2 separate regions of the Homo sapiens genome follow, and region 2 is linked to region 1. A link is an interaction called in ENCODE POLR2A ChIA-PET data of the cell type or tissue named here. Cell type or tissue: HCT116. All regions are shown on one strand. Each heading gives the region's core, and the rest is flanking DNA. Links, peaks and the distances in the headings are about the cores only. Region 1 holds the start of LOC124904712 (a long non-coding RNA gene). Region 2 overlaps ACTN4 (actinin alpha 4).

Region 1 (9,550 bases), core at 776-8,775:
GGAGGTAGAGGCCAGGGATGCTGAATGACCACCAGAACCAACCCTGGCTCCCGGGAGGTGGGGCTGCCTCTTGGGACACAGTCTGGCCCATGACAGAGCTGAGGCTGGATGCCAGTGGCCGCGGCATCGGAGCAGCAGCCCCACCTGGGGAGCACCCGAGCAGGAGGATAGCCGCAGACTCACCTCCGCCAATGCAGCCCCCATGGACGGCAGCAATCACGGGCTTGGGGCACTGAGAGGGAACAGGAAGAGTGGGGTCAGGGCTGGCCCAGGGGAGGCGCGTATGGAGAAAGATCCCCTCCAGACCCCTAGAGTCACCCTCTCGATGACGTTGAAGGTCTCCTGGTATCGAGTGATGATGTCACGGAGGTACCAGCTGATCCGGGCCACATCATCTCCTTTGGGCTGCAGGATGTCCGAAGCCATGTCCATCAGGTCAATACCTGGTGAGAAGGCATGATGGAGCTCATCCAGGCTCCCAGGCCCCACCCATTGACTCAACCAGGGATCAGAACCCAGGCACAGCAGGTTCGAACCCCCAAACCACCAAGGCGGAAAAAAAACAACTCACACAGGACTTGGTGAGGGATTGATTGCATGTTGGGTGGGAAGGAAATAAAAGCTAATATTTGTGGAGTCATTACTCACAGAATCCTCACAGCAACCGTACCAGCTAGGTCCTATTACTATTTGTGTTACCAATGGGTAAACTAAGGCACAGAGAGGTTAAGCACTTGCCCAAGGGGGTCACACTGGCTGGTGAGTAGTGAGTAATGAACTATTTAAATTAACTCATTAATGTTTTTAGAGACAGGGTCTCACTCTGTTATACCAGCTAGAGTGCAGTGGCACGATCATGGCTCACTGCAGCCTCGAACTCCCAGGTTCAAGCAATCCTCCCACCTCAGCCTCCTGAGTGGCTGGGACTGTGCCGAGGCTGCTCTTGAACTCCTGGGCTCAAGCGATCCTCCCACCTTGGCATCCCAAAGCACTGGGATTACACGTGTGAGCCACCATGCCGCATCAGAAGTAGGATTTTAAAATCTGGAACCATGCAGCTGGCTCCAGAGGCCATGCTTTTCCCCAAGATGCCAGACAGCCTGGGACTCAAGGTCTGCAGCGTGAGCAATGCAGTCAATGGTGGTGATGTTTCCTGAGATGAGAAACATCTCACGATGCAGCAATTTCTGTGGCTCCAACTTCAAGATGATCCTGAATCTGACCTTTCCTGCATCAGTTGTTCTCCATGAGCCCACCCTGCTCTCCCTGTTTCCACCTGTGTCCCCAGTCTATTCCCTACAGGCAGCCAGGGGAAGCCAGTGGACACCTTCTTGGGTCAGATCCTCTTTTTTTTTATTTTATTTTTTTTATTTCAGACAGAGTCTCGCTCTTGTCGCCCAGGCTGGAGTGCAGTGGCAGGATCTCGGCTCAATGCAACCTCCGCCTCCCGGTTCAAGTGATTCTCCTACCTCAGCCTCCCAAGTAGCTGGGATTACAGGCGCCCACCACCATGCCCGGCTAATTTTTGTATTTTTAGTAGAGACGGGGTTTTGCCATGTTGGCCAGGCTAGTCTCAAACTCCTGACCTTGTGATCCACCCACCTCGGCCTCCCAAAGTGCTGGGATTACAGGCGTGAGCCACCGTGCCCGGCCCAGACCCTCTTTTTCCCACCTGTGGCTCTTAGAACAAAATGGAACGTCCTTGTCATGACTACCCTGCATGAACACTGTTCCCAACCTGTTACTTTGGGCACACTGGCCTCCAACTCTGTGTGTGTGTGTGTGTGTGTGTGTGTGTGTGCACTGTTCCCAACCTGTTACTTTGGGCACACTGGTCTCCAACTCTGTGTGTGTGTGTGTGTGTGTGTGTGTGTGTGCGGGCACGTGCATTTGAGCCCAGGAGTTGGAGGCTGCGGTCAGCTATGATCGCACCACTGCACTCCAGCCTGGGCGACAGAGCAAGACCCTGGCTCAAAAATAAAAAATAAAAAGAAAAGAAAATGGCAGGACAGAGAGGTGAAAAGACAAGTGGAAATAGGATCCAGATCACTGCCTGAGGGCTGTGCAGTGGTACAGAATCTTCTCATTGAGAAGGTGACCTTGAGTAAAGACCCAGAGGAGAGGGAGGGAGCCAAGGACCTTTGGGCTGACAACCATCCCTCCCTCTTCAACAGCCACAGACTGACTCCTTCACTTCCTTCAGCTATAGCTCAAAGGTCACCTCCTAGAGAGGCCCTCCCTGGCCAACCTGGCTCAACGATGGCCCCATCCCCCGCATCCTGACCCCGCCTTACCTCCGGGCTGCACAGCTGCTATCCTATAATTAGGTCCTTATCTGCTTGAGGGTCTGACTCCCTTTCTAGAATGTGAGCTCTGAGAACACAGGAGTTTTTGTCTTTCTGTCCACTGCTGCATCCCCTGGGCCTAGCACAGGGCCTGGCGCACACGAGCTGCTCAATAAATGATCAATACAGACAACAGTCCCTGTCCTCATGGGGAGGCAAACAAATGAATAAAAAAGTATATTTTGGGGCTGGGCGTAGTGGCTCACACCTGCAATCCCAGCACTTTGGAAGGCAGAGGCAGGAGGATGGCTTGAGGCTAAGATTTTGAGAACAGCCTGGGCAACATTGCAAGACCTCTTCTCTACAAACAATGAAAAAATTAGCTGCACATGAGGCTGGGCATGGTCACCTGTAATCCCAGCACTTTCGGAGGCTGAGGTGGGCGGATCGTTTGAGCCCAGGAGTTGCAGGCTGCGGTCAGCTATGATCGCGCCACTGCACTCCAGCCTGGGCGACAGAGCAAGACCCTGGCTCAAAAATAAAAAATAAAAAGAAAAGAAAATGGCAGGACAGAGAGGTGAAAAGACAAGTGGAAATAGGATCCAGATCACAGCCTGAGGCCAAAGTCCCCCTTACTTTTTTTTTTTTTTTTTTTTTTTTTGAGATGTAGTCTCACTCTATCGCCCAGGCTGGCGTGTAGTGGCGCGATCTCGGCTCACTGCAAGCTCCGCCTCCTGGGTTCACGCCATTCTCCTGCCTCAGCCTCCCTAGTAGCTGGGACTACAGGCGCCTGCCACCATGCCCGGCTAATTTTTTACATTTTTAGTAGAGACGGGGTTTCACTGTGTTAGCCAGGATAGTCTCCATTTCCTGACCTCGTGATCCGCCTGCCTCAGCCTCCCAAAGTGCTGGGATTACAGGTGTGAGCCACGGCGCCCGGCAATCCCCCTTACTTTTAACCAGCATGCCAGCTACTCAGATGACAGACATTTAGCAGCTAAGAGCAAGGACTCTATAGCCAGGCAGCATGAGTTCCAAAATCCCAGCTCTGCCACTTACAAGCTGTGATTATTGGGTAAGTTTCTTGCTCTCTGGATCTGTTTCACCTTTAAATGGGGCTTATAGCAGAACCTGTCTTGTGGACTGTGATTAGAATTAATATGTTTAACGTGCTTAGAAAGGGGCGTCACACACCATGAGTGCTACATAATTGTGGCCACCTTTTTCTTTCTCTAATTAGTAGTTCTACTCTATCACTGGGTCACTGCATGACCTGCCGTTTCTTCCTTCTGGCCTTCGGGGTCTTGCTGCTGAAAATAAGATAAGACGGCCACATTCAGCTGGGAGCTGAAAGATGAAGGACCTGGGCCCGGCACAGCCACAAAAAAGCCCCATTTTTCTGTTCTCAGACATGATCTCTATGAGAGCAAGGGGTCAGGAATCGGGGCTGCTTCCCGTTTCCACATCTGCAGCACCCAGGAGGGGGCTCTGGCACTGGACTGTGTCACTGAATGTTTGTCAAATGAATGAACAAATGAACAAGAGGAGGAACAGAGGGAGATGCAGAAAGAAAGCAGGAGGCTGGGTGCGGTGGCTCATGCCTGTGATCCCAGCACTTTGGGAGGCTGAGGCAGGAGGATCGCTTTAGATCAGGGGTTCGAGACCAGCCTGGGCAACATAGCAAGCCCTGCCTCTACAAAAAGTGAAAAAACTTGCTGTGCATGGTGGTGCACACCTGTGGTCCCAGCTACTTGAGGGGCTGAAGTGGGAGGATGAGGGGAGGTGGTAGGGGCTGAGGTGGGAGGGGTTGAGCTCAGGAGGTGGAGGCTGCAGTGAGCTGAGATTGCTCCACTGCATTCCAGCCTGGGTGACAGAGGGAGACCCTGTCTCAAAAATGAAAGAAAGAGAGAGAGAAGGAAGTGAGAGGTGACAGCATGCTGGCAGCCCTTGCTCGCTGGCCTCAGAGCCCACTCTGGCCATGCTTGAGGAGCCCTTCAGCCTGCTGCTGCACTATGGGAGCCCCTCTCTGGGCTGGCCAAGATCGGAGCCGGCTCCCTCTGCTTGCAGGGAGGTGTGGAGGGAGAGGCGCGGGCGGGAACCCAGGCTGCACGCAGTGCTCTCCGGCCAGCGCAAGTTCCGGGTGGGTGTGAGCTCGGCGACCCCGCACTCGGAGTGGTGGGCCGGCGCCACCTGCCCTGAGCAGTGAGGGGCTTAGCACCTGGGCCAGCAGCTGCGGAGGGTACACCGGGTCCCCCAGCAGTGCCGGCCCGCTGGTGCTGCACTCGAATACTTGCCGGGCCTCAGCTGCCTCCCTGTGGGGCAGGGCTTGGGACCTGCAGCCTGCCATGCCCGAGCCTCCCCCCGCCGCCGTGGGCTCCTGCACAGCCCGAGCCTCCCCGAGGAGCGCCACCCCCTGCTCGGCGGCGCCTGGTCCCATCAACTGCCCAAGGGCTGAGGAGTGCTCCGCCTGCGGCCCTGGTGCAGGATCCACTGGGTGAAGCCAGCTGAGCTCCTGAGTCTAGTGGGGATTTGGAGAACATTTATGTCTAGCTGAGGGACTGTAAATGCACCAATCAGCACTCTGTATCTAGCTAATCTGGTGGGGACTTGGAGAACGTTTATGTCTAGCTAAGGGATTGTAAATACACCAATCAGCACTCTGTTTCTAGCTCAAGGTTTGTAAATGCACCAATCAGCACCCTGTGTCTAGCTCAAGGTTTGTAAATGCACCAATCAATGCTCTGTGTCTAGCTCATCTGGTGGGGACTTGGAGAAACTTTATGTCTAGCTAAGGGATTGTAAACAACCAATCAGCACTCTGTGTCTAGCTCAAGGTTTGTAAATGCACCAATCAGCACCCTGTGTCTAGCTCAAGGTTTGTAAATGCACCAATCAGCACTCTGTATCTAGCTAATCTGGTGGGGACTTGGAGACTCTTTATGTCTAGCTAAGGGATTGTAAACAACCAATCAGCACTCTGTGTCTAGCTCAAGGTTTGTAAATGCACCAATCAGCACCCTATGTCTAGCTCAAGGTTTGTAAATGCACCAATCAGCACTCTGTATCTAGCTAATCTGGTGGGGACTTGGAGAATCTTTATGTCTAGCTAAGGGATTGTAAATACACCAATCAGCACTGTGTGTCTAGCTCAAGGTTTGTAAATACACCAATCAGCACCCTGTGTCTAGCTCAAGGTTTGTAAATGCACCAATCAGTGCTCTGTGTCTAGCTAATCTAGTGGGGACTTGGAGAAGTTTTGTGTCTAGCTCAGGGATTGTAAACGCACCAGTCAGCACCCTGTCAAAATGGACCAATCAGCTCTCTGTAAAACAGACCAATCAGCTCTCTGTAAAACGGACCAACCAGCAGGATGTGGGTGGGGACAGATAAGGGAATAAAAGCAGGCTGTCCGAGCCAGCAGTGGCAACCCACTCACGTCCCCTTCCATGCTATGGAAGCTCTGTTCTTTTGCTCTTTGCAATAAATCTTGCTGCTGCTCACTCTTTGGGTCCACACTGCCTTTATGAGCCATAACACTCACCGCGAAGGTCTGCAACTTCTCTCCAGAGGCCAGCAAGACCACGAACCCACTGGGAGGAATGAACAACTCCGGACGGGAGGAACGAACCACTCTGGACGCACCGCCTTAAGAGCTATAACACTCACTGCGAAGGTCTGCAGCTTCATTCCTGAAGCCAGCGAGACCACGAACCCACCAGAAGGAAGAAACTCTGAACACACCCAAACATCAGAAGGAACAAACTCCGAACACATCAGAAGGAACAAACTGCGGACATGCCGCCTTTAAGAACTGTAACACTCACCACGAGATTCTGCGGCTTCATTCTTGAAGTCAGTGAGACCAAGAACCCACCAATTCCGGATACATTTTGGTGACCCAGATGGGACTATTACCTATCGCCAAGCGGTGAGACCACTGCCTATCGCTGAGCGGTGAGACTATCACCTATCGCCAAGCAGTGAGTACCACTGGACCCCTTTCACTTGCTATTCTGTCCTATTTTTCCTTAGAATTTGGGGGCTAAATACCAGGCACCTGTCTGCCAGTTAAAAGTGACTAGCATGGCCGCTGGACTAAAGACATGGGTGTCAGGCTTTCTGGGAAAGGGCTCTCTAACAACTCCCGACTCTTTGGAGTTGGGAGCGTTGGTTTGCCTAGAACCAGCTTCTGCTTTTCCTGTACTTCTGGGCTGAGCCGAGGGTCGACAGAGAGGAAAGCCATGCAGCTCTAGGGTCCCGACAAGACAACAAGTTCGTTGACCCTGCAGCCATGAGCGGAACACTCAAAGGCATGTCGCCCAAGCGAGACTCGCCCATCTATCCTATCTATCCTGACTCTTGCCCCCGGGTCCTAATGCCTGCCAGACAAACTTCCTCTCACCTCTCTTCTCCGAGTTTAGTCCTGCTTCTAAAATTTGCTGTCTCTGGTGCTTTTCTAGTTTCTCCTATAAGAACGACTTCTAGAACTCTGTTACATTCTTTAGGCACCCAGGCTCACCAATCAGAAAGACATAATTTTTGCCCAAAGCCCTGTCATAGTGGCGACTACCTGGAATTTTACGATCCCTCCTCAGACTAACAGGCCTAACAAAGGTATTCCTGAAGCTAGGATATGGGGAGCCTCAGAAATTGTAGCTTTCCTATTCATATAAGTGAGGACAAAAGGTGTCACTCTTCCAACCCTGGAGATCCCTTCCCTCCCTCAGGGTATGGCCCTCCACTTCATTTTTGGGGCATAACATCTTTATAGGACAGGGGTAAAGTCCCAATACTAACAGGAGAATGCTTAGAACTCTAACAGGTTTTCAAGAATGCGTCGGTAAGGGCCACTAAATCCGACCTTCCTTGGTCCTCCATGTGGTCTGAGAGGAAAACTAGTGTTTCTGCTGCTGCGTTGATGAGCACAACTATTCCGATCAGCAGGGTACAGGGACTGTTGCAGTTTCTTGGGCAGGGGGAGAAACAAAACAAACCAAAACCGCGGGTGGTTTTGTCTTTCAGATGGGAAACATTCAGCCATCAACAGGCTCACCCTTGAAATGCATCCTAAGCCGTTGGGACCAATTTGACCCATAAACCCTGAAAAAGAGGAGGCTCATTTTTTTTCTGCACTATGGCCTGGCCCCAGTATTCTCTCTCTGATGGGGAAAAATGGCCACCTGAGGGAAGTACAAATTACAATACTATCCTGCAGCTTGACCTTTTCTGTAAGAGGGAAGGCAAATGGAGTGAAATACCTTATGTCCAAGCTTTCTTTTCATGGAGGGAGAATACACAACTATGCAAAGCTTACAATTTACATCCCACAGGAGGACCTCTCAGCTTACCACCATATCCTAGCCTCCCTATAGCTCCCATTCCTATTAATGATAATCTTCCTCTAATCTCCCCTGCCCAGAAGGAAATATGCAAAGAAATCTCCAAAGGACCACAAAACCCTCCTGGCTATTGGTTATGTCCCCTTCAAGCTGTAGGGGGAGGGGAATTTGGTCCCACCCGGGTACATGTCCCCTTCTCCATCTCTGATTTAAAGCAGATCAAGGCAGACCTGGGGAAGTTTTCAGATGATCCTGATAGGTACATACATGCCCTACAGGGTCTAGGGCAAACTTTCGACCTCGCTTGGAGAGATGTCATGCTACTGTTAGATCAAACCCTGGCCTTTAATGAAAAGAATGCAGCTTTAGCTGCAGCCTGAGAGTTTGGAGATACCTGGAATCTTAATCAAGTAAATGATAGAATGACACCTGAAGAAAGGGACAAATTCCCTATCGGTCAGCAAGCCATCCCCAGTATGGATCCCCACTGGGACCTTGACTTAGATCATGGGGACTGGAGTCGTAAACATCTGTTGACCTGTGTTCTAGAAGGACTAAGGAGAATTAGAAAAAGCCCATGAATTATTCAATGATGTCCACCATAACTCAGGGAAAGGAAGAAAATCCTTCTGCCTTCCTCGAGCAGCTATAGGAGGCCTTAAGAAAATATACTCCCCGGTCACCCGAATCACTCAAGGGTCAATTGATTCTAAAAGATAAGTTTATTATCCAATCAGCCGCAGATATCAGGAGAAAGCTCCAAAAGCAAGCCCTGGGCCCTGAACAAAATTTGGAGGCATTATCAAAACCTGGCAACCTCAGTGTTCTATAATAGGGACCAAGAGGAACAGGCCCAAAAGGAAAAGTGAGATTGGAGAAAGGCCGCAGCCTTAGTTATGGCCCTCAGACTAACAAACCTTAGTGGTTCAGAGAGGACAGATAGTAGAGGCCAATCACCCGGTAGGGCTTGTTATCATGCGGTTTACTAGGACACTTTAAAAAAGATTGTCCAATGAGAAACAAGCTGCCCCCTCGTCCATGTCCACTATGCCGAGGCAATCACTGGAAGGTGCACTGCCCCAGCGGACGAAGGTTCCCTAGGTCAGAAGCCCCCAACCAGATGATCCAACAACAGGACAGAGGGTGCCCGGGGCAAGCGCCAGCTCATGTCATCACCCTCACTGAGCCCCGGGTACGTTTAACCATTGAGGGCCAGGAAACTGACTTCCTCCTGGACACTGGCGCGGCCTTCTCAGTGTTAATCTCCTGTCCTGGACGACTGTCCTCAAGGTCTGTTACCATCCGATGAATCCTGGGACAGCCTGTAACCAGGTATTTCTCCCACCTCTCAGTTGTAATTGGGAGACTTTGCTCTTTTCACATGCCTTTCTTATTATGCCTGAAAGTTCCACACCCTTATTAGGCAGGGACATATTAGCCAAGGCTGGAGCTATTATCTACATCAATATGGGGAACAAGTTACCCATTTGTTGTCCCCCTACTTGTGGAGGGAATCAACCCTGAAGTCTGGGCATTGGAAGGACAATTTGGAAGGGCAAAAAATGCCCGCCCATTACAAATCAGGTTAAAAGATCCCACTGCTTTTCCTTATCAAAGGCAATATCCCTTAAAGCCTGAAGCTCATAAACGATTACAGAATATTGTTAAACATTTAAAAGCTCCAGGCTTAGTAAGGAAATGCAGCAGTCCCTACAACACCCCAATTCTAGGAGTACAAAAACTAAATGGTCAGTGGAGACTAGTGCAAGATCTTAGACTCATCAATGAGGCAGTAATTTCTCTATATCCAGCTGTAACCAACACCTATACCCTGCTCTCTCAAATAACAGAGGCAGCAGAATGGTTCACAGTTCTAGACCTCAAGGATGCCTTCTTCTGTATTCCCCTACACTCTGACTCCCAGTT
Region 2 (8,000 bases), core at 1-8,000, 140 kb before region 1:
CCCCTGGTTGGCTCTTTCTACTTATTCAGCCTCAAATGTCATCTCCACTGAGAGGCCTTTCCTGACCTGCTGAGCTTGATTCCCTCCCCTCCCCAGTCACATTACTCCGTGTTATGGTACCCATCCCTGTCTCCTTAGCTTGTTTTTGTCTGTATTGGCTCTTCCACTAGACTGTAAGTTGCATGAGGGCAGGGATGTCTGTTTAATCCCAGTGCTCAGGATAGTGTATGGCTCGTGATAGATGCCTAGTACATTTTAAAATGAGAACGAATGAAGTTTGGGAGAGGCTCAGAGCAGTGAGTCTCCCCCTTGTTGGGGGACTGGGGAGTGCCTGGGAGGGGCTATCTGGTGCCAGCGGTTTGGAGTGGCTGGGATGACTCTGGAATCCTGTGAGGCCCAGTCAGTTTCTTTGGTTCTCATGCAGTGCAGTGCCCTCAGACCTAACCATTTTGTTCCGTGCTGGCTTGAAAGGGTCTGCCTCCCTCCCAGTGCAGCCCCTGCCTCTCCTCTTTCTCGCCCCCCGCCCTCCTCCAGAGAAAGCAGGTGGTGAGGGCTCTCTAACCCAGACAGGACTTGCTGTTCAGCCCCAGCTTGAAATTGATTTCCTCCAGCCCTCCTTGAGCCAGGCCCCGTGAACAGAGGAGGGGTCTGAGCCAGGCCTCCTAGGCCATTGGTGGGAGGGAGAATGAGACAGCCATTTGGCCCACAGGCCACCAACTTTTCCCCCCCTTCTCTAAAAGACACACAATGGCAGTTGGGCTGCACCTTTGTGAGTCACCGGTGATAGCCCATCATAAATTGTTATTTCCTATATTTCCAGAGCAGCTTTATCGGGCGTTGCCTGTGCAGTCCGGGAACCGATTTGGTATGGGGTCAGTTAACATGCTGTCTTGTTGAAATCTGTCATCATGCCCATATAAGGCAAACTCCTTGGATTACTTTTTACCTTGGCAGAATCACAGGAATGTCAAGGTAACCAGGCCACCTCAGCATAGCTCTGATTCTCACCCGGTCACCTGACTTGCCCGCCCTCCCCCATGACTCACCCAGTGGCTCAGCATGGGGCCTGCTGCACTGTGGCTGCTGGAATCTGCCAAGGACCTCCTGGGACTGCCCTTGGTTTTGTGTCTTCCTTAGAGTAGATCAAATGAGAGGAACCATGTGAAGTAGCTCACACAGGGCCTAACAGAGCAAACACAAGACGTGGAAAGCAGACTTGGTGAGGCTTGAGTTTAGTTTGGGGGTTGCGGGGGTCCCAGCTCTGCTGCTTAACAGCCCTGTGGCCATGGGTATATCCCCCAGCATTCAGAGCCTTATCTGTAAAATTAGAGCACGCAGAACAAACCCTGGTACACACTAAGTGCTCAATAAATGTGAGTCATTTGTGTAATTATAGTAGGGTAGGCCTTATGCCCCACCCAGTCATAAAAATGCCTCTTGCTGTTGTTGGTTCAGGCTCAGCCCCTTAGTGGCTTTCATGGGGCAGGTTGACATGGTACCCAGAGTCCTCCTCGGTCCTCTTCCCATGGTGTAGTGAGAGCACTCAGGACCACCTAGGCCTTTCCTAGAAAACTGAACCCACACCTTCCCAGTGCTGCCCCACCCTGGTCCCCCACCCCCTGCAGGACAAACCACTCCTCCCTTGTTTTGGGGCCAGGAGTCAGATCTGCCCCTGAGAGCAGCAGGGGCCCCTTTGTCCTTTGACGTCATACCCACACCGCTCCTGGAGACAGCCACCCCTTCATGCCAGCCCCAGGAAGGCTTGTAGGTGGGGCGAGCCAGGGTGAGAGTGTAGCCCTGTTCCTCGGCCAGGGCAGATGTTTCACCATTTTTAATGGAGCAATTATGAGTCAGAGGTTTCAGTCTCTACTGGTTCCTCCCGATCCTATAATTACTCTTTGGCTATAGAATCCTATTTTGATCTCTTCTTTTCTTTTCTCTTCTTTCTCTCTCTGTGGTCATGGTCAGGTTTTTCTTTTTTTAAATCCTCCCAAGACACTGCTAATGTTGTCTGTCTCATGCATCCAAGGAATCTGAGATGGACTGAATATTGTCAAGGGAAAAAAAAAGAGACCCCCAAATCCAGAGTGATTTCTTAACCCACCCAAATGGCTTTTTGTTTGTTTGTTTGTTTGTTTGAGACGGAATCTCGCTCTTTAGCCAGGGTGGAAGGCAGTGGCGTGATCTCAGCTCACTGCAACCTCTGCCTCCTGGGTTCAAGCGATTCTCCTGCCTCAGACTCCCAAGTAGCTGTGATTACAGGCACATGCCACCAAGCCCAGCTAATTTTTGTATTTTTAGTAGAGATAGGGTTTCACCATGTTGACCGGGATGGTCTCGAACTCCTGACCTCGTGATCCACCCACCTTGGCCTCCCAAAGTGCTAGGATTACAGGTGTGAGCCACCGTGCTTGGCCAACCCACCCAAATTGTGTACCCTACACCATCCTAGTGCTTGGGAGCCAACACCCACTCACAGGAGGCTAAGGGCAAGTTTAGGTAACTCTTAACACCACGAATTAGTTGCCTGCTGGCAAACTTCAAACTCCAAGCCTGAAATTTCTGGTTGGAGTCACCTCCCAGATGGACTCAGGGATTCATTCACCCCCTCATCCAGTGCTCACGGAGCCTCTGTGAGGTGCAGGCCTGGAGAGGAGCCCTGTGGCCTCAGCAAAGGGCAGGCAGGCTGGTGAGCACCCAACCTCTGGATCGAGGGGACTCAATTATGCGGATAAAGGCCCCTAATCCTCTCAGTGCTCCAAACTCACTCTGCTTCTGAAAGGGATCTTCGTACCCTGGGTTCAGAGAGTAGGAAGCCCGCAGGGACCGAGTATGCATGAAACAAGCCCAAGTCTGTGGGGGCTGTACATGGTCAAGATCACAGATTTCCAGACCAAGCCAGCTCCACCCTAGCTGGGATGCCCACCCTGAGACACCCCTCTCTGCTTTCACTGGAATAGGATGGCCCTGACTTGGCCGGGTGGACTGTTGAATCAGAGCCTCTCAAAACAGGAAAAAGGAAAAGGATCACCAAGCAGGAGTTTCAGTTGTCAAAGACAAAACCCTTACCACGATTAAAGATTACTCCAGGGCCTCGCATATTCACCCTTCCACCAGCAGGGCCCAGTTTACGGATCATTTGAATACTAGCAAAAAAACAAGCCATCTGCTGGAGAGATTGAACAGAGGGAGAAACAGGAGTGTTTGCCCTGCTTCCAGACACCCCTTTCCTGTGGCAGTTCCTGCACCTGGCAAGATCTACTGGGGAATTCCCGGGGTCCCACTAGCTCAGGACGGGTGTGTAGCACTTGCCTAAATAACAATCCCATCAGTGCCCTGTCTGACCTTTTCTCCCCAAATGCCAAAGGCCTCTTGTCTGGATGAACAAATCCCTGGGCGGATTTGTCCAGACTAAAACGTTAATTCTAAAGACTGGGCCCCTTAGGCACTCGCTAAGATTCCAGGCCACACTGTCTCAAGGCCAGAATTGGCTTACTTGGCTATCTTTTTGAAAGATCAAAGTTTAAACCAGATGATCTGTAGTCCCCCACCCCCACCCTGAAACCTGAGCTTAGCTGTAAGCATTGAAAGTAAATGGGGTGTTTGTAGCTCACCCTCCCTGTTCTCCAGGTGAAGGGCCCCGTGTGCCTGATCATTTCATAGCAAAATGCTAGATGGGGCCAGAGGAGGCCCCAGCCTCTGCTGCTGCCCTAATTTTAAAACTGCCTTTTGGGAGTGTAAGTTTCCTCTGTTAAAGGTAGTTATTTCAAGGTAGGCCTCACCATCTCCTCCTCCTGGTGAGAAGCTCTGCCTGGAGGGCTGAGCACTGCCTCCCGCTCTGTGGGCCCCACCTGCCTTGGGTTGAGACCTATCTCTTCCTGGACTCTGTGTGGGGAGTGCAGGCTCTTCCCCTTGGGGAGAACCCAGTTCTTTGACGTATAATCTGAGTGGTTTGGGTTGGTTGGTTGGTTGGTTGGTTGGTTTCCCATGTGTGGGATGGCTCCGGAAGTCTGTTTGAGAACAGAGGCAGGCTCAGATGGGAGCAGCTCCTACCCCGGGCCGCCTATCCCCCTTTACCCTGGGGTTTCTTTTAGCTCCAAGCATCCATTCCAGTCTAACAAATCTGGTGGCAGAGTCTCTTTTTTTTTTTTTTTTGAGACAGAGTCTCACTCTGTTGCCCAGGCTGGAGTACAGTGGCACAATCTCGGCTCACTGCAGCCTCCGCCTCCTGGGCTCAAGCGATTCTCTTGCCTCAGCCTCCTGAGTATCTGGGATTACAGGCGTGTGCCACCACGTCTGGCTAATTTTTCTGTATTATTAGTAGAGACGGCTGGTCTCTACTAATAGTTCAAGACGGCTGGTCTTGAACTCCTGACCTCAAATGATCCACCTGCCTCAGCCCCCCCAAAGTGCTGGGATTACAGGCGTGAGCCCCTGCACCCAGCCCCTCTGGTTCTACTGAGACCTCAGATCTTTCATTTATGGAACAAGGGGGTTGGATTAGATTGTTCGCTCTCAGCCCTCACTTCATGTTAGACTCACTAGGTGGACTTTGTCAAATGTCATTGCCCAGGGCCCACCTTGAGGGAATCTGTCTCATTTTGCCTGTGGTGAAATTCAGGTATTTTTAAAAAGCTCCCAGGTCCCATACATCTATTGTCAATTGATTTTCAACAAGGGTGCAGGACCATTCAATGGGGGAAAGAATAGTGTTTTCAACAAATAGTGCAGGAACAACTATTAATAGATACCCATCTGCAAAGAATGAAGTTGAACCTTTACCTCACACCATATACAAAAATTAACTCCAAACGGATCAGATACCTAAATGTAAGAGCTAAAACTGTAAAACTCTTAGAAGAAAACACAAGTGTAAATCTCATGACCTTGGGTTAGGCAATGGTTATTAGATATGACAGCAGAAACACAACCGAAGAAAAATAGATAAATCAGACTGTTTCAAAACTGGAAACTTTTTGCTTCAAAGGACACTATTAAAGTAAAAGGACAACCCGCAGAATATTTACAAATTGTATATCTGATAAGGGTCTACTGTCCAAAATGTATAAAGGACTCTTAAATTCAACAGTAAAAAGACACACCAGTTAAAAATGGGCAAAGGATTCAAATAGACACTTCTCCAAAGAAGATCTACAAATGGTCAATAAGCACATGAAAAGGTGTTCGATGTCATTACTAATTAGGGCAAATCAAAACCATAACCACTACAAATGGTCAATAAGCACATGAAAAGGTGTTCAATGTCATTACTAATTAGGGCAAATCAAAACCATAACGTGGTTGGGCCTGGTGGCTCATGTCCATAATTCCAACATTTTTGGAGGTAGAAGTGGGAGGATGGCTTGGGGCCACGAATTGGAGACCAGCCTGGGCATCATAGTGAGACCCTGCCTCTACAGAGAATTAAAATAAAAAATTAGGCCGGGTATGGTGGCTCATGCCTGTAATCCTAGCACTTTGGGAGGCCGAGGCGAGTGGATCACCTGAGGTCAGGAGTTTGAGACCAGCCTGGCAAACATGGTGAATGAAACCTTGTCTCTACCAAAAAAAAAAAAAAAAAAAAACCCACAAAAATTAGCTGGACATGGTGGTGGGCGCCTGTTGTCCCAGCTAGTGGGGAGGCTGAGGTGGGAGAATCGCTTGAACCTGGGTGGGAGAGGTTGCATTGAGCCGAGATCACGCCATTGCACTCCAGCCTGGGCAACAGGGTGAGACCCTGTCTCTAAATAATAATAAAAATGAGAAATTGGCCAGGTGTAGTAGCATATTCCTGGGAGGCTGAGGTGGGCAGATTGCTTGAGCCCAGGAGTTCAAGGCTGCAGTGAGCTATGATGACACCACTGTACTCCAGCCTGGGCAACAGAGTAAGACCCCAACCCTAAAACAAAAAAAAACAGAAAACCACAATGAGATACCACTGCACACCCACCATGATGGCTATAATCAGAAAGTCAGATAATAAGTATTGACTAGGATGGGAGAAATCAGAACCCTCACATTGCTGGTCAAAGTGTAATGTGGTGCAGCTTCTTGGGAAAACAGTCTGGCAGTTCCTCAAAATTTAAACATGTTTTGTATTTTTAGTAGAGACGGGGTTTCACCATGTCACCCAGGCTGGTCTTGTCTCAGCCTCCCAAAGTGTTGGAATTACAGGCATGAGCCACCACGCCCAGCCAAGTTCCTCAAATTTTTAAATATAAGAGGTATCATATGACTCAGCAATTTTACTCCTAGGTATATGCCCAAGGCAGTTGAAAACATGTCCACATAAAACTTGTACATGAATATTCACGGTGGTGCTAATATCCAAAAGATAGAAGCAACACAAATAATGCCCATCAGCCAATGAATTGATAAATAAAATGTGGTATATCCATACAATGGAATGTTATTCAGACAGGAACGAAGTACTGGTACATGCTACAACATGGCTGAACCTTGAAAACATGCTAAGGAGAAGCCAAACTCAAAGATCATATACCATATGGTTCCACTTATATGAAATGCCCAGAATAGGTAAATTGCAAGAGACGAAAGAAAGGTAGGTTAGTGGTTGCCAGGGGCTGGGGGCTGGGTAGGAGGGAAGTGGGGTTGGAGAGTAACTGTACCAGTTTTGCGGTGGTAGACATGTTCCTTGTATTTTTGGTTTTTTGTTTTGTTTTGTTGTTTTGAGATAAGGTCTCACTGTCGCCCAGGCTAGAGTGCAGTGGCGCTGTCATAGCTCACTGTAGCCTCGAATTCCCAGGCTTAAGTGTTCCTCCCACCTCAGCCTTCTGAGTAGCTGGGACTACAGGCAAGAGTCACCATACCCAGTTAATTTTTAATTTTTTTTTTCTTTTTCTTTGAGATGGAGTCTCGCTCTGTTGCCCAGGCTGGAGTGCAGTGGCGCGATCTTGGCTCATTGCAACCTTTGCCTCCCGGGTTCAAGCGATTCTCCTGCCTCAGTCTCCTGAGTAGCTGGAACTACAGGCGTGCGCCACCATGCCCGGCTACTTTTTGTATTATTAGTTAGAGACGAGGTTTCACCATGTTGGCCATGAGAGACAGGACTAGCTGGATTTCCTAGGCCGACTAAGAATTGCTAAGCCTAGCTGGGGAAGGTGATCGCACCCACCTTTAAACACCGGGCTTGTAACTCAGCTCACACCTGACCAATCAGGCAGTAAAGAGGGCTCATTAAAATACCAATTAGGTTAAAAGCAGGAGGTAAAGAAATAGTCAAATCATCTATCATCTGAGAGCACAGGAGGAGGGACAATGATTGGGATATAAACCCCAGGCATTTGAGGCGGGAGTGGGCCACCCCCTTTGGTTCCCCTCCCACTGTATGGAAGCTCTGTTTTCACTCTATTAAATCTTGCAACTGCACACTCTTCTGGTCCACGTTTGTTTTGGCTTGAGCTGAGCTTTCGCTCACCATCCTTCACTGCTGTTCACCGCCATCACAGACCCACTGTTGACTTCCACCCCTCCGGATCCAGCAGGGTGTCTGCTGCATTTCTGATCCAGCGAGGCGCCCATTGCTGCTCATTCGGGCTAGAGGCTCGCCATTGTTCCTGTGCGGCTCAGTGCTCGAGTTTGTCCTAATCGAGCTAAACACTAGTCGCTGGGTTCCATGGTTCTCTTCCATGACCCACGGCTTCTAATAGAGCTATAACACTCACTGCATGGCCCAAGGTTCAATTCCTTGGAATCCGTGAGGCCAAGAATGTTAGGTCAGAGAACAAAAGGCTTGCTGCCATCTTGGGAGCAGCCACTACCAACTTGGGAGCTCTAAGAACAAAGACCCACCGGTAACAGCCAGGCTGGTCTTGAACTCCTGACCTCGTGATCTGCCCGCCTTGGCCTCCCAAAGTGCTGGGATTACAGGCGTGAGCCACCTTGCCTAGCCTTGTTCTGGAATTAGTGGTGATTGTTGCACGATCTTGTGAATATACTAAAACTCCCTGAATTTTATGTAAAAGGGTGAATTTTTTGGT

Evidence for each region. ChIA-PET counts read pairs that join two places held together with the same protein. Peaks named below come from ENCODE experiments on the same cell type or tissue, not always from the same donor. Only the 100,000 strongest peaks of a DNase experiment are listed, where the experiment ranks them.
Region 2: POLR2A ChIA-PET joins it to region 1 with 11 read pairs; 12 of 35 experiments call an interaction of 5 or more read pairs at or near these places.

What each region holds. Positions count from the first base shown.
Region 1 is chr19:38,817,133-38,826,682 of GRCh38, forward strand. It overlaps ECH1 (enoyl-CoA hydratase 1), which reads right to left. Exons shown (of 10, transcript NM_001398.3): 4 at 319-443; 5 at 184-232. LOC124904712 (a long non-coding RNA gene) reads left to right here and starts at 5,708. Exons shown (of 2, transcript XR_007067252.1): 1 at 5,708-6,265. RefSeq lists an enhancer at 7,041-7,598. In HCT116, for the core only: no CTCF peak of the experiment used is centred there; a DNase peak (open chromatin) is centred at 5,680; H3K4me3 peaks cover 1,662 bases; H3K27ac peaks cover 1,931 bases.
Region 2 is chr19:38,682,827-38,690,826 of GRCh38, forward strand. All of the region lies in intron 1 of ACTN4 (actinin alpha 4), which reads left to right. Among named protein-coding and RNA genes, the nearest start is that of ACTN4, 39 kb to the left of the region's middle. RefSeq lists enhancers at 513-1,296, 1,840-1,979, 3,150-3,209. In HCT116, for the core only: CTCF peaks have their summits at 3,127 and 3,777; DNase peaks (open chromatin) are centred at 945, 1,445, 1,715, 3,115 and 1 weaker place; H3K4me3 peaks cover 4,188 bases; H3K27ac peaks cover 7,946 bases.